Linked DNA regions of Mus musculus: regions 2 and 3 are each linked to region 1. The links are chromatin contacts, found by Hi-C or POLR2A ChIA-PET in ENCODE. All regions are on one chromosome and are shown on one strand. The core of a region is the stretch at or near the end of the contact, and the rest is flanking DNA. Distances in the headings are between cores, read along the strand shown. Region 1 holds the start of Eef1g (eukaryotic translation elongation factor 1 gamma). Region 2 has its middle 34 kb from the start of Ahnak. Region 3 holds the start of B3gat3 (beta-1,3-glucuronyltransferase 3 (glucuronosyltransferase I)).

What was found. A loop is a pair of places that touch in the nucleus more often than their neighbours do. ChIA-PET counts read pairs that join two places held with the same protein, here RNA polymerase II (POLR2A).
Region 2: POLR2A ChIA-PET joins it to region 1 with 11 read pairs in Patski. The contact joins the enhancer-like site here to the promoter of Eef1g in region 1. POLR2A ChIA-PET finds 5 or more read pairs at or near these places in 4 of 5 experiments (Patski and embryonic stem cell).
Region 3: a map of gastrocnemius shows a loop between it and region 1 (4-fold over the local background). The contact joins the promoter of B3gat3 here to the promoter of Eef1g in region 1. A Hi-C loop is called at or near these places in 3 of 37 maps with a recorded cell type or tissue (T-helper 2 cell, gastrocnemius and heart). POLR2A ChIA-PET finds 5 or more read pairs at or near these places in 4 of 5 experiments (Patski and embryonic stem cell).

Annotation. Positions count from the first base shown.
Region 1 is chr19:8,965,270-8,969,387 of GRCm38, forward strand. It overlaps Eef1g (eukaryotic translation elongation factor 1 gamma), which reads left to right and starts at 1,772. Exons shown (of 10, transcript NM_026007.4): 1 at 1,772-1,956; 2 at 2,947-3,105; 3 at 3,893-3,956; 4 at 4,095-4,118. The coding sequence starts at 1,945. Tut1 (terminal uridylyl transferase 1, U6 snRNA-specific) reads left to right here. Exons shown (of 9, transcript NM_197993.3): 9 at 1-941. The coding sequence ends at 891.
Region 2 is chr19:9,021,008-9,025,125 of GRCm38, forward strand. It overlaps a transcript of Ahnak not described here. Among named protein-coding and RNA genes, the nearest start is that of Ahnak, 34 kb to the left of the region's middle. Within about 2 kb of position 2,209, at least 1 of the 3 ENCODE cell types and tissues checked has a DNase peak (open chromatin) inside an H3K27ac peak, as active enhancers do.
Region 3 is chr19:8,917,943-8,922,060 of GRCm38, forward strand. B3gat3 (beta-1,3-glucuronyltransferase 3 (glucuronosyltransferase I)) reads left to right here and starts at 2,451. Exons shown (of 5, transcript NM_024256.2): 1 at 2,451-2,706; 2 at 3,864-4,038. The coding sequence starts at 2,625. It overlaps Gm36629 (a long non-coding RNA gene), which reads right to left and starts at 3,900. Exons shown (of 3, transcript XR_003952913.1): 1 at 3,808-3,900; 2 at 3,667-3,718; 3 at 657-3,375.

The sequences.
Region 1 (4,118 bases), core at 522-3,021:
GCCAGTTACTGCCGAAGTCTCCAGTACCAGCAGCGTTCCTCCCGGGGCCGGGACTGGGGACTGCTCCCGCTTTTGCAGCCCAGCTCCCCTAGCTCCCTGCTGTCTGCCAAGCTCATCCCCTTACCCTCTGCCCCCTTTCCACAGGTCATTATGGCTTTGGTGGATGTGTTAAGGGAAGCACTAGGATGCCACATAGAACAGGGAACCAAGAGACGACGGTCAGAAGGTGCCAGAATTAAAGACTCTCCCTTGGGAGGGGTGAACAAAAGACAGAGACTTGGTGGGCAAGAAAAGAGCTTCGAGGAAGGGAAAGAGGAGCCACAGGGATGTGCAGGGGACCACAGTGAAAATGAGGTAGAAGAAATGGTAATAGAGGTTCGAGAGACACCTCAGGACTGGGCCTTGTTGCACTCGGGACCACCAGAGGAGGAGTTGCCCCTGATGACTGCAAACTGTCTAGACAAGGCAGCTGAGCATAATCCCATGAAACCTGAAGTGGCTGGAGAAGGGTCTCAGGGTGAGACAGGGAAGGAGGCATCACACCCATCATCAGTGAGCTGGCGCTGTGCCTTGTGGCACCAAGTATGGCAGGGGAGGCGGCGTGCCCGGAGACGATTACAGCAACAAACCAAGGAAGAAGGTAGAGGAGGTCCCACCACAGGAGCAGAGTGGCTGGCAATGGAAGCTCGTGTGACCCAGGAACTAAAAGGACCCAATAGTGAGCAAGAGAGGCCGCCGGGGGAGCCCCTCCTCAGCTTTGTGGCATCTGCCTCCCAGGCTGAGCAGACACTCACTGTGGCCCCACTCCAGGACTCCCAAGGCCTGTTCCCTGGTCTTCATCATTTTCTACAGGGTTTTATCCCTCAAGCACTTAAAAATCTCCTCAAGTGAGGAACCAAACCTCAAAAACAATAAAGCTGCTAGTTTATTTCATACAGACATTTAATGTTCTTTTGCATACTCCCTCATAAGACCATTACGAGGTCTTTGTTTTCCTCCTGGTAACGCCTTTTTTCTTTGCCTCAATGTAGCTTCTGGCCTGACTACTCTAAAACAGTCCTATGACTTCCACTTCAGAGCTCTCCTTCCCACTTGCCAGCACTTTCCTAGGGAGTGCCACCTCCACGAGGCAAAGGCACTGATTTCTGAGAACAACCTTTGCCCACACGAGACTTGTCCTGCTGCTCCAGGTGATGGGAACCACAAATTTGGGTTTAGGGTTTGTCTTTTCTATCCTTTAACGTGAAAGAGAGTTCAAATTGCCCATAAGCTGGAGTCAAGATTTATTTTCAAATTTGGATATGTGTAAACTATTGTATCAGAACTGGGCTGCCTTACCCGACCCTCTGGGGCGCAGCCAAGCCTGAGTGGTGCTGGTGACGTGGCAAGTTGGTCCGTGCTGCTTTGTTGTGTAAGTTTTAACAGCACGGAGTTTAATCGGAGCAGACCTACTTTCAGATGTTTTCGGCCGTGGGCCCCAGCTGAACAGACAGACCCTTTACAGAAAAAACCCGAACAGGAACAAAAGGAATTCAGTAAATTGCCACCCCTTCCTTAAGGCAGTTCCTGTAGTTTGTCACGGGTTCCAGATACCAGCCTTCGAGGGGCGGTGCTTCCGCCGGGTTCTCACACTTTTCCCCTCCCTGGGTGAGCTCCGTCTCCTATCAGGCTTCCGATTGGTCGGCGACGCGGGCGGGGCAGGATCGTCCAGAGTTATACTACGCAGGCGCCCGCTCTCTGCGCTCCAGGCTGCGGGCCCCACCCCTCGCTTTTTCCAACTCAGCGGGGCTGTAGACGGAACTGTCGTGCGTATGCCTTTTATGCCGTCCTCGCTTTCCGGCCGCTGTTTCCACACTGCTCTCTCCTTTCCTCCTCCCTTGTCTCCTTTGCGGCTTACTTTGCGGCAGCACCGACAGCCCCACCCCCTTTCTCTGCGGAATCACCATGGCGGCTGGGGTAAGTTTGCCGGCTCCGGTGATTAGGGTCACCCTATCCACCGCCATCCTTTGCCTGAGTGGGGCCAGTCGGCGCCAGGGGAGTTTCAGACCCAAGCCGCGAGCCGATCTGGGGTTCACAAGCCGTACGGTCGGAGAGCATGGTTTCTAGGGCCTGGAGGGGAACTGAGGCTGGGGCTCAGAGGCTAGAGGTGGAACGTTCTGGGGTTGAGGAGAAAAAAGATGCTGGGTCTCCATTGTCTGGACCTTTAAAAAGTGTTTAACCTCACTGCCATTTTGAGGTGTGGCGTCTGAGCAGGTTGGTGGAACTTTTGCCACCGTTTTGTGGGACAACAACGAGGACGTGGAAAGGAGAGGGTCTTTGTGGGAAGGGGCGACTGGCACGTTGGGAGTTGACCTTCGGGGAGGTTTGGGAGCCAGAGGAATAAAGGGGGGGTGAAGTGAGCCCATATGGACCCTGCTGGTGAGATTTTAGTAGGGAGACAACTGGGAACTCACTGCAGGACAGGACCAGAGGGTTGCTAATTCGCCATGTGCAAAGAAAGGCATTTCAGGAAGAATAACTGATGAACATTAGAATTCAGCGTGTCGATTCTGAGGGGAACTTTGAAATCCCTTGGTCTGTGTGTGTGCTTTTGAAGTGATAGCAGCCTGGAAGTAGTTAGACTCCGGGTCACCGCCAATGAATGAAACAAGGGTTCTGGGAGAGATGGGTGTGAGTGTTCGTGTGTTTAGGCAGATGGGACCAGAAGTTTTGAAGGGAAGAATGCCTCTAGAGATGTCCTTAAGAGAGGTCACATCTGTCGGTAAGCTTTATTTAGCAGCTGGGATGTTCTTCTTGGTATTTCAGAGGACTCTGATTACATGGGGCATACTCGGTTCACTAGGAGTGAATCTAAGCTGTGCACATTGGAATTGCATGGAAGTGTGCGTGGGGAGTGGCATTCAGGGTTCCTTGCCTCTAGTCCATCCTTCACCCTTTCTCTTGTAGACCCTGTACACATACCCTGAAAATTGGAGGGCCTTCAAGGCCCTCATCGCTGCTCAGTACAGCGGGGCTCAGGTCCGCGTGCTCTCCGCACCACCCCACTTCCACTTTGGCCAAACCAACCGCACCCCTGAATTTCTCCGAAAATTTCCTGCCGGCAAGGTGAGTGGGGAAGCATCTGGGATCTCTAGAATTCCATTATTCTGGAGATGGCCCCCATGGTGTGTGTGTGTGTGTATTTATTTATATATATATTTTTTTAAAGAAATTTTAAGGGGCTAGGAATGTAACCTATTAAAGCCTCTGAACTTGACTGCCCAAAGGAAAAAAATAATTTTGAAAGCTCCCGGAGACCGAGGCAGGGAGATTGTGTGAAGCAAGCCTATAAGTATAGTAAGATCCTGTCTCCATTGTAATTATGAAGTTCCATTGTATTCACAGCTGTTCAGTGACTGTCAGGAGTTCCAGGCCTGGTTTATATTTGTAGGATAAAATGTATTTTCACCAGGTGTTATCTGTATGTATGTACTAAGTATGTCTTGAGAGTTGGATTCTTACCCCATAGAGCATGAGTAGAGCTAAATATCCAAATCTAAATATAGAGGCAAATGCTAAGTCTGGATGGCACCTAATGATTTGGGCAGTGAAGCTGTGGGATTGTTGGGTGGCATCCATATCTGAATTTGTTTATTTTGAGGTGGGGTCTCAGTAGCTTGCTGGCTGGTTTCAGACAAGGGTATGGGGCACCACACTTTAGCTATGTTTGAATTTCACCCTTGTGAATTCATATCATGAGGGATACTAAGTAATTTTCACTTCTGAGCTTGAGATGTCATGAATTAGCGTAGCAAGAGTTGTCTGTCTTAACATATTATTTAGAACAATTCAGCCTGGAGAATTGGCTACTGAGAAATCTCTGTGTTTATGTTTTCTGCTACTTTCTCCACAGGTTCCAGCATTTGAGGGTGATGATGGATTCTGTGTGTTTGAGAGCAATGCCATTGCCTATTATGGTAATTTGTGGGGATACAGGCGTGAGAGGGTATGGGGGTAAGGCTGTAGAAGCGGCTGTGGCGGACAAGGTGGAATCAGAGACCCGGCTTGGTTTTGGCATGAGGTCAAAGTTCTAAGCTCTATGTCTGCCTTTGCAGTAAGCAATGAGGAGCTGCGAGGAA
Region 2 (4,118 bases), core at 959-3,458, 56 kb after region 1:
CACTGAGTAATTATTTTTCCTGTGTGACATTGTCTGAAATGTTCTGAGGCATGTCAGTGTTGAAGTGTAGCTGAGTCTCCAGCTTCCCAGACCAAAATGGACAGCCTCCACCGGGACTCACACATGGCTAATGCACACATCCTACTTCAGGGTACCATCTGAGCTGTGAAGTTAGGAAATACAACCAGAGGGCTCAGCTAAGCATGCAACTAAAGGTGTTGGTCCTTTCCTTCATCCTTCCTTCCTTTTATCTTCTCTCTTTCCCTTACCTCCACCCCTACCCCATCCCCAGATCTCACTTTGTGTCCTTGACTAGCCTGAAACTCATTATATAGACCAGGCTGACCTCAAACTCTCAAAGAACCACCTGCTTCTGCCTCCTGGGTTCTGGGATTAAAGGTGTGCACACCACTTCTGTCTTTTCTCATTCTTTTTAAACTATGCACACTTTAAATTAAAATCTTCAGAGAAATTGCAAGAATAATATGTTGATGCACATATACATGGCACTTGTGTTCTCCTCCCCCTCCCTCCTCCACTCCAAACCCTCCTCCTCCTCTTCCTCTTTGGAGGACAGGGTTTCTCTGTGTAGCCCTGGCTGTCCTGGAGCTCACTCTGTAGACCAGGCTGGCCTCAAACTCAGATCTGCCTGCTTCCTGAGTGCTGGGAACAAAGGTGTGTACCATCTTTAGGGGTGTTCTCCAATTCTTAACACTTTCCTCCCTTACTTTAATCTCTCTCCATATAGATATTATAATCACTTAATTTTTGTTGAATTGGTCAAGAGCTCACTACAGATGTCACAGCACTTTAACCCATAAGTGCTTCACTGTGTGCGGACACTTTCTTATGCAACTCTAATATAATGATTACATTTAGTAAGTCTTTTTTTTTTTTTTTAAGATTTTATTTATTTATTATATGTAAGTACACTGTAGCTGTTTTCAGACACACCAGAAGAGGGCGTCAGATCTCGTTACGGATGGTTGTGAGCCACCATGTGGTTGCTGGGATTTGAACTCTGGACCTTTGGAAGAGCAGTCGGGTGCTCTTACCCACTGAGCCATCTCACCAGCCCCCTACATTTAGTAAGTCTTACTTCGATCTATCATTCATATCATCCATTCTTAAGTTTCTTGCTTATCCCTGTAGTTTCCTTAACAGAGCTGACCTTTTGTCCCAGCTAGGCTTCTGAGTCCCCCTTGGAATTGTGTTCTCTTCTCCATGATTTCAATCTATTATTTTGCTTTGTTTTTAATGCTGTCTCTAGCACAGAGTCTTATACTTGTTACCTAGGTTGCCCTGAAACTCCCTGTGTATGATTGGCTCACACTAATGCTGATCCTCTTGCCTCAGGCTCTCCAATTCTGGGATTACAGGTGTGAGCCACTATTTCTTCAACCTAGAAGGTCTCACTATGTAACTCAGGTTGGCCAGAAGGTCCTTCTGTAGTTCAGGCTGACCTCAAACTCACAATGCTTTTGCCTTAGCCTTCCAAAGCTATGACTACAAGTGCATACAACGACCCCAGCAGCTGCAATATCTTTTCCTTTTAAAAAATATTTAATGTGTGTATGAGTGTATGAGTATGAGTGAGTGACTGTGTGTCTGAGTGTGGGAGACATGGCTCAAGTGTGGAAGACAGAGGACAAACCTTGGAACATGGGATCTTTGGTCTTGAGGATCGAACTCATGTCCTTAGGCTTGGCAGCAAGTACTTTTACTTGCTCCCCTCTTGCTGGCCTGGCATTGATCCTTTTGAAGGGTATGGAGCCAGTTGTTTTGTAGCAATATCCCTTTGTGTGATGTGTCTGATGCTGTTCCTTATGATCACATCAGGTGGCACCTTTGCGGGTAGGACACTCATAGAAGTAAATGTTAGGTGCCTTTTAGCTCATCCTTCTGAAGGCATGTGAGTGTACTAGTGCCAATTAAGTAGGAGCTTGCCAGACTTCTTCCTTGTAATCTTGCCATGTTTTCCCTTCAGAATTAACAAGTAAATCTAAGTTTTCAAGCGAGAAGTCCAAGTTTGGGCAAGTTTATTTCGCAAGTGCACTCTGGAGGCTGGTGGCATGCTTGGCCTTGGCGTGATCTCTGGTTGGGGATTTTGAAAGTGGGGCTCTGGCCTAGGGCTTTGCAGCACACAGCAGCTTTCTGTCTTTGCTCACGAGGACAAAGAATTCTGTGCATGAATGCTTGCCACAGAGCTGGGAATACCAGGAGCTGTTTACCAGCCTCTGGATCACCCTGTGGCGTCAGGCAGCTTCAGGGGCCTCCTGAGGCTGAATGCTCCCTGCAGAGTAGCAGCCTTGTGCCACAGCAAATGTGTGGGGGAACATTCTGCCCAGGAGGGCGGTTTCGTTTCCCCATAAATGCCTCTGTTTTTTTCCACAACAAGTTTGAGGTCTGGCCAGCACAGAAAGACTTCCCGGTAGGACGGTTGAGGTTGGAAAGGGTTACAGATGAAGAACCCTTCTTTTTTTTTTTTTTTTTTTTTTTTTTTAAATTTTTGGACAGACTTTTAGTGCACAAGTGCTTTATCTTCAGGACATTTCACACTGTGTTCTCAGCTCCACCCAGGAAAGTAGGCACTACCCACTCCATCTCACAGTCCAGAGAGGTGAGGCTCTACTCAGAGCCTAGAAGGGATGATCCTGCCTAGGGAAATCAAAGCTTTCAGATTTTAGAAACTAAATTGTTTTTCCTCCCCCTTGATAGTTTCCTGAAGGAAGGGGGAGTTTCGGGGGGCGGGGGGGGGCATAAAAAATCTCTTGAAATCTGTAGATCTTAGACATTTTCTTGTCTCAGAAAGTATTAAGGGAATAATAATAAAAACTAGAGCCAAGCATGGCGACACATGCCTTTAATCTCAGCACTGGGGAGGCAGAAGCAGGTGGATTCTCTGTGAATGCTAGGTCAGCCTGGTCTATATAGTTGAGTGTCCAGCTAGCCAAGGTTGCATAGTGAGAACCTGTCTCAAAAAACAAACAAACAAACAAACAAACAAACAAACAACTAATAACTGGGGATGGAGAGATGGCTCAGTAGTTAAGAACACTTATTGCTCTTGTAGAGGTCCTGGATTCAGTTCCAGCACCCACATGGCCACCTACAACCAGCTGCAGTTCCAGTTCCTGGGGATCTGACACCCTCTTCTGACCTCCAGGGCCTCATGTATGCATATGGCGCACATATGCACATGAAGTTTCACACTCATACACATACATTAAAAAACGAAATCTTGGGACTCAGAGGTTAATATTCTTCTGGAAGATCTCAGCTCAGTTCCCACAAGTTGGCTCACAATGACCCAAAACTCTAGTTTCTCATCTGATATACATCTTGGCCTCTTAGGGCACCAGGGACACGTGTGCTATGCATACATATAATATTGCAACATAATCATACACATTAAATAATTTAAAAAATAGCTATTTTTTAAAAACTATTTTTAAGTTATTTAAAAATAGCTATCAAATGCTGGGTGGTGATGGTGCACACCTTTAATCCTAGCACTCAGGAGACATAGGCAGGTGAATCTTTGAGTTAGAGGCCAGCCTGGTCTATAGATTGAGTTTCAGGTTGACCAGGGCTACACAGAAAAATCCTGACTTGAAAAACCATTAAGCCGGGCTGTGGTGGTGCACACCTTTAATCCCAGCACTTGTGGGGCAGAGGCAGGCAGATTTCTGAGTTCGAGGCCAGCCTGGTCTACAAAGTGAGTTCCAGGATAGCCAGGGCTACACCCTGTCTTAAAAAAACAAAACAAAACAACAACAAAAACTAAACTAAACAAACAAACAAACAAACAAAAAAGAAGTTAGATGGAAGATGCTTTCTTAATTTTATGAGGCCTTGTGGATATGGAGATAGATCTAGATTTTACTAATGTTTCCCTTCTCCAGAGGAGCAGCTTAGAGGAGCCCCAGATGGGGCTATTATTGGGTTTTCCAGATTCAGTGTCTGTCTGCTACTGCAGACATGATGTCTTTCTCTGTTGTCTCCTTTGTATTCTGCCTCGTTCCCCAATGAGAAACCATTAAAAAAAAAAAAAAGGTTCTTTTTGGGGACTTTTGGGACCCTTGGTAACTCATCAAAATCTGTGACATAAGGCTGGA
Region 3 (4,118 bases), core at 1,201-3,700, 47 kb before region 1:
TCGCAAGCCGGGTGTGGTGGCACAGGCCTTTAATCCCAGCACTCGGGAGGCAGAGGCAGGTGGATTTCTGAGTTTGAGGCCAGCCTGGTCTACAAAGTGAGTTCCAGGACAGCCAGGGCTATACAGAGAAACCCTGTCGTGAAAAAAACAAAAAAAGAAAAAAAAATTGGTTTGCAATGCTGGGAATTTGACCTATGGTCATGCCCTATATCAGCATTTAAAAAATCCTCCCATTGTTATGTTGAACTTGCTAGCAAAGAGCTGGAGTCTGATAGATTGCCTGAGTTGGGAGTCCAAAGCCATTCTAGACCACAGACCCTTTCAGATAAGGATTAAAAAAAAAAACAAAAACAAAAACAAAAAACCTTTCTGGGAATGGTGGAATAGTTCAAGGACATCCTGAGATCCTGAGACTTTTAAGTTGAAGGCTATTCTGGACTAAGTCTCAAAACTATTGTTGGGAAGATTGGAGAAAGGACAAGTAGTGGATACTTGGTTACAGGAAAAAAAGTTCTGAAATTTTGTTTTGTATGATAGGGTGACTAGATAATTCCTAAATGGTTTTTACAGAGCTAAATGAAAGGAGTTTTAAATGTTTTTATTATGATGTAACATTGAAACAGAAACATAGTTACTGGTAGGAACATAGTATTTTCTTTTGTGAGTTTTTTTTTATTGAATATATGTTGAAACTATTTATTGTTCAGCAAAGAGAAACAGTTTGTGTAATAGGACAGGGTTCCAGGTAGCCTAGGCTGACTATATTTCTTTTCTCCCTTTCCCTTTCTTCCTTTCTTTCTTTCTTTCTTTCTTTCTTTCTTTCTTTCTTTCTTTCTTTCTTTCTTTCTTTCTTCCTTTCTTCCTTTCTTCCTTTCTTCCTTTCTTCCTTTCTTCCTTTCTTCCTTTCTTCCTTTCTTCCTTTCTTCCTTTCTTTCTTTTTTGAGACAGGGTTTCTCTGTATAGCTCTGGCTGTCCTGGAACTCACTCTGTAGACCAAGCTAGAACTCTGAAATCTACCTGCCTCTGCCTCCCAAGTGCTGAGATTAAAGGCGTGTGCCACCATTGCCATGCTGACCATCTTGAGATATAGTGGAGTTTACCTCCACTTTCAATGTTGTCCAGGAATTGCGGACATGTACCACTACCCCAGGTTTTTTTGGTGATAGAAACTAGTGCACATGCTGGCCAGTGGTGGTGTATGCCCCTTAAATCCCAGCAGAGGTAGACAGATCTCTTGAGTTTGCCTAGCTAGCAAAGTGAGTTCCAGAACAGTCAGGGTGGTTAAATAGAGAAACTGAAACCTTGTTTTGGGCGGGGATGGGGGTTTGGGGGTAGGGGTGGGACAAAGAAAAACTGCATATTAGACAAGCTACTTCCTGGACTAAATATGTAAATTGTTACATATCCGTGAATAAAGTATCATTGTTGTAGTGTAGACTTGGTACCCACTTTTAGCTCTGTAGTCACTTGCTGAAGAGAGGTGACCCTGAAGAAACTACAGCTCGTGGAGCGGAAAATCTAGAAGGAACTTTTAAAAATTGTCCCATGGTAATGACATAATTTTGGCCTAAAATTGGAAGGCTGATGAGATGGTTCAACAGTTAGAGCACCAAACCTGAGGTCCCAAGGCTAAAACTCCAAAGTCCTCTGGTCCTCACGAACATGTGTAACTGTTTTCAAATCCTATTTTTAATGATGATTCTTAAACACTTTAACCTCCCTTGTAGTCCACCACCCACCAGAGGTTGTGGAAAATGAAAGATACGGGGGATGTGGACATGTTTAGAAAGATTCTTTGGAGTAGCTTTTGTCTGTTGTCTGGAAATCTGCAGTTCACTTCACAGGCTAGCAGTGGCAGCTTGATCCACTCAGACATTTCATGAATCTATCAGCAGTTCAGTTCGGTAGAGTAGGGATAGCGAACACGAAGCAGCGGTGGCACAACCTAACAGACAACCAGGACAATCAGCACAAAGCAGGAGGGACCAGCAGGAATGCCATTAGAAAACATTTACATCACAACTCCTAACGGCAAAATTACAGTTTTGAAGTAGCAACAAAATGAATTTTATGATGGGGAGGATGCCAAATCATGAGGAACTGTATTAGAGGGTCCCAGTATTAGGAAGATTGAGAATCACTGGAAACGACCTAGCCAAGCACCTGGTGCGTTTTAGATTTCACTCATTGGTTGAACAAGTAATGAACAACCGTTTCTTTAAGCAGCCAATGCTGAGGCTGAAGGATGGTTGAGTGAGTCTAGAAAACTCAGTGACAAGGGTGGAGCTTGTGCTCAATTGGGAGCTTCAAGATGATTATAGAGCTAGGCCACACAAGCTCTTGGTCAGCCTGCCACGACCGCTTGACCCAGCGGATATAGCGTCAACGCCCTGAATGGCCTACCAGGAGGCGGGACCGGAAGCTGCCTGTGGGAGGGACGCCACTAGCCGGAAGTGGTCCCAGGTGTCGCTCAGAGTCCCGCGTTCCCGGGAACTAGTAAGGGAGCCTGGGGAAGGCGGGGCGCGGCCCGGGCGGCCGGGGCGGGGCCGGCGGGAGGGCGGAGGGCCGGGCGGACCTGTCCCTGCCGGTCCCGGTGGACCCCGCCTGCCCCGGTGGCACCGGCCATGAAGCTGAAGCTGAAGAACGTGTTTCTTGCCTACTTCCTGGTGTCGATCGCCGGCCTCCTCTACGCTCTGGTGCAGCTCGGTGAGCGGGGCGGGGCGGGGCGGTGTGCGGAGGGCCGGCCCAAGGCGCTGGGGATGAGACCCGCAGACAGCGGCTTCCCGCTCGCTCAGCCCTCGGGACAGCCCTCGGTGACCCCTTGTGTAGAACTCTCGGCAGTCTGCAACTCCGCGGATACCGGTCAAGCCCCAAATGACCCCGCCGCCGCCAAGCAACCTATTTTCCACCCTCCCCTTGCTCTGCCTCTCAGACCGGCTTGCTGATAGGTTTTTGAGAACCCCCTGGTTCATTGTCCCCTCCAGCTTTTGACCAGCTGTGCTCTCCCCACCTCCAGGCCATCTATTTCTCATCCTGGTTTTAGGCCAGATGTCACATCAGGACTTCCCTGACCACCTTAGCTCAAGTAACCCTTATTAGTCTTGATCTCTTTTAATTTTCTAAGTGGCCCATATCACAATTTGTAATGACTTTATTAGTGTCTACCTCTTCCACTAAAGTAGCTAGGGAGTAGGGACTGCCCCCCCCTTTTATTCAATAAATATTTGTCGTGTAATGGAATCTGTGAACTTACTGACAAGTCAGTGGTCACGTGACCACGGAGCGCCTTGAATCCAGCCTTTTATGTGGGAGCTTGGTAAACGCTTTTCAGGTAGTGCCATTACAGGAGAGCCTCTAGTTCAGACTGTTATATTCCTTATGTGTGGAAGGTAAAATTAGGATCAGAAGGTAGAAAGGACAGAAAGGCTGACAGATAATCGTCGAAATGTACTAGTGAAAATAGTGGCAGGGCTGAGGGTGTAGCACAGTGGTAGAACACTCACAAGTGTAAGGCCCTGGGTTGGAGCCCCAGCAAAGAAAAATAGAGTGACAGATGGAACTGGTTAAAATTGAAGAGTTGAATGTTGTGGCACACCGTTTGGGAAACAGGTCAGTGGGTTAAAGGTCTGAGGTCAGTCAGCTTGGAGCCATTATAGCAAGACCTACCTTAAAACAGTAACACAGTAACAGTGAAAGGTGAAGAGTCTCTGACACCATTCTAAAAAAAAAAAAAAAAGCAAGTTACAAGGGAATTTCTGTATTGGCTAGGAATTAAAAAGAATTGGCCTGGGTTTTTGAACTACTTACTATCCTGTGGTTCTCTGTCACAACTTGCTCACCCTGTTGGTGCTTCCTGGTACCAGGCCAGCCTTGCGACTGCCTCCCTCCGCTTCGAGCTGCAGCTGAGCAGCTTCGGCAGAAGGACCTGAGGATATCCCAGTTGCAAGCTGATCTCCGTCGCCCACCCCCTGTCCCAGCCCAGCCCCCTGAACCTGAGGCCCTGCCTACTATCTATGTCATTACCCCCACCTACGCCAGGTACGGCTCTGGTACACTCAGGAGCTCTGTATTGAACAGGAAGAGGGTTAATGATGAATCTGGGGAGGCACTGAAGTATG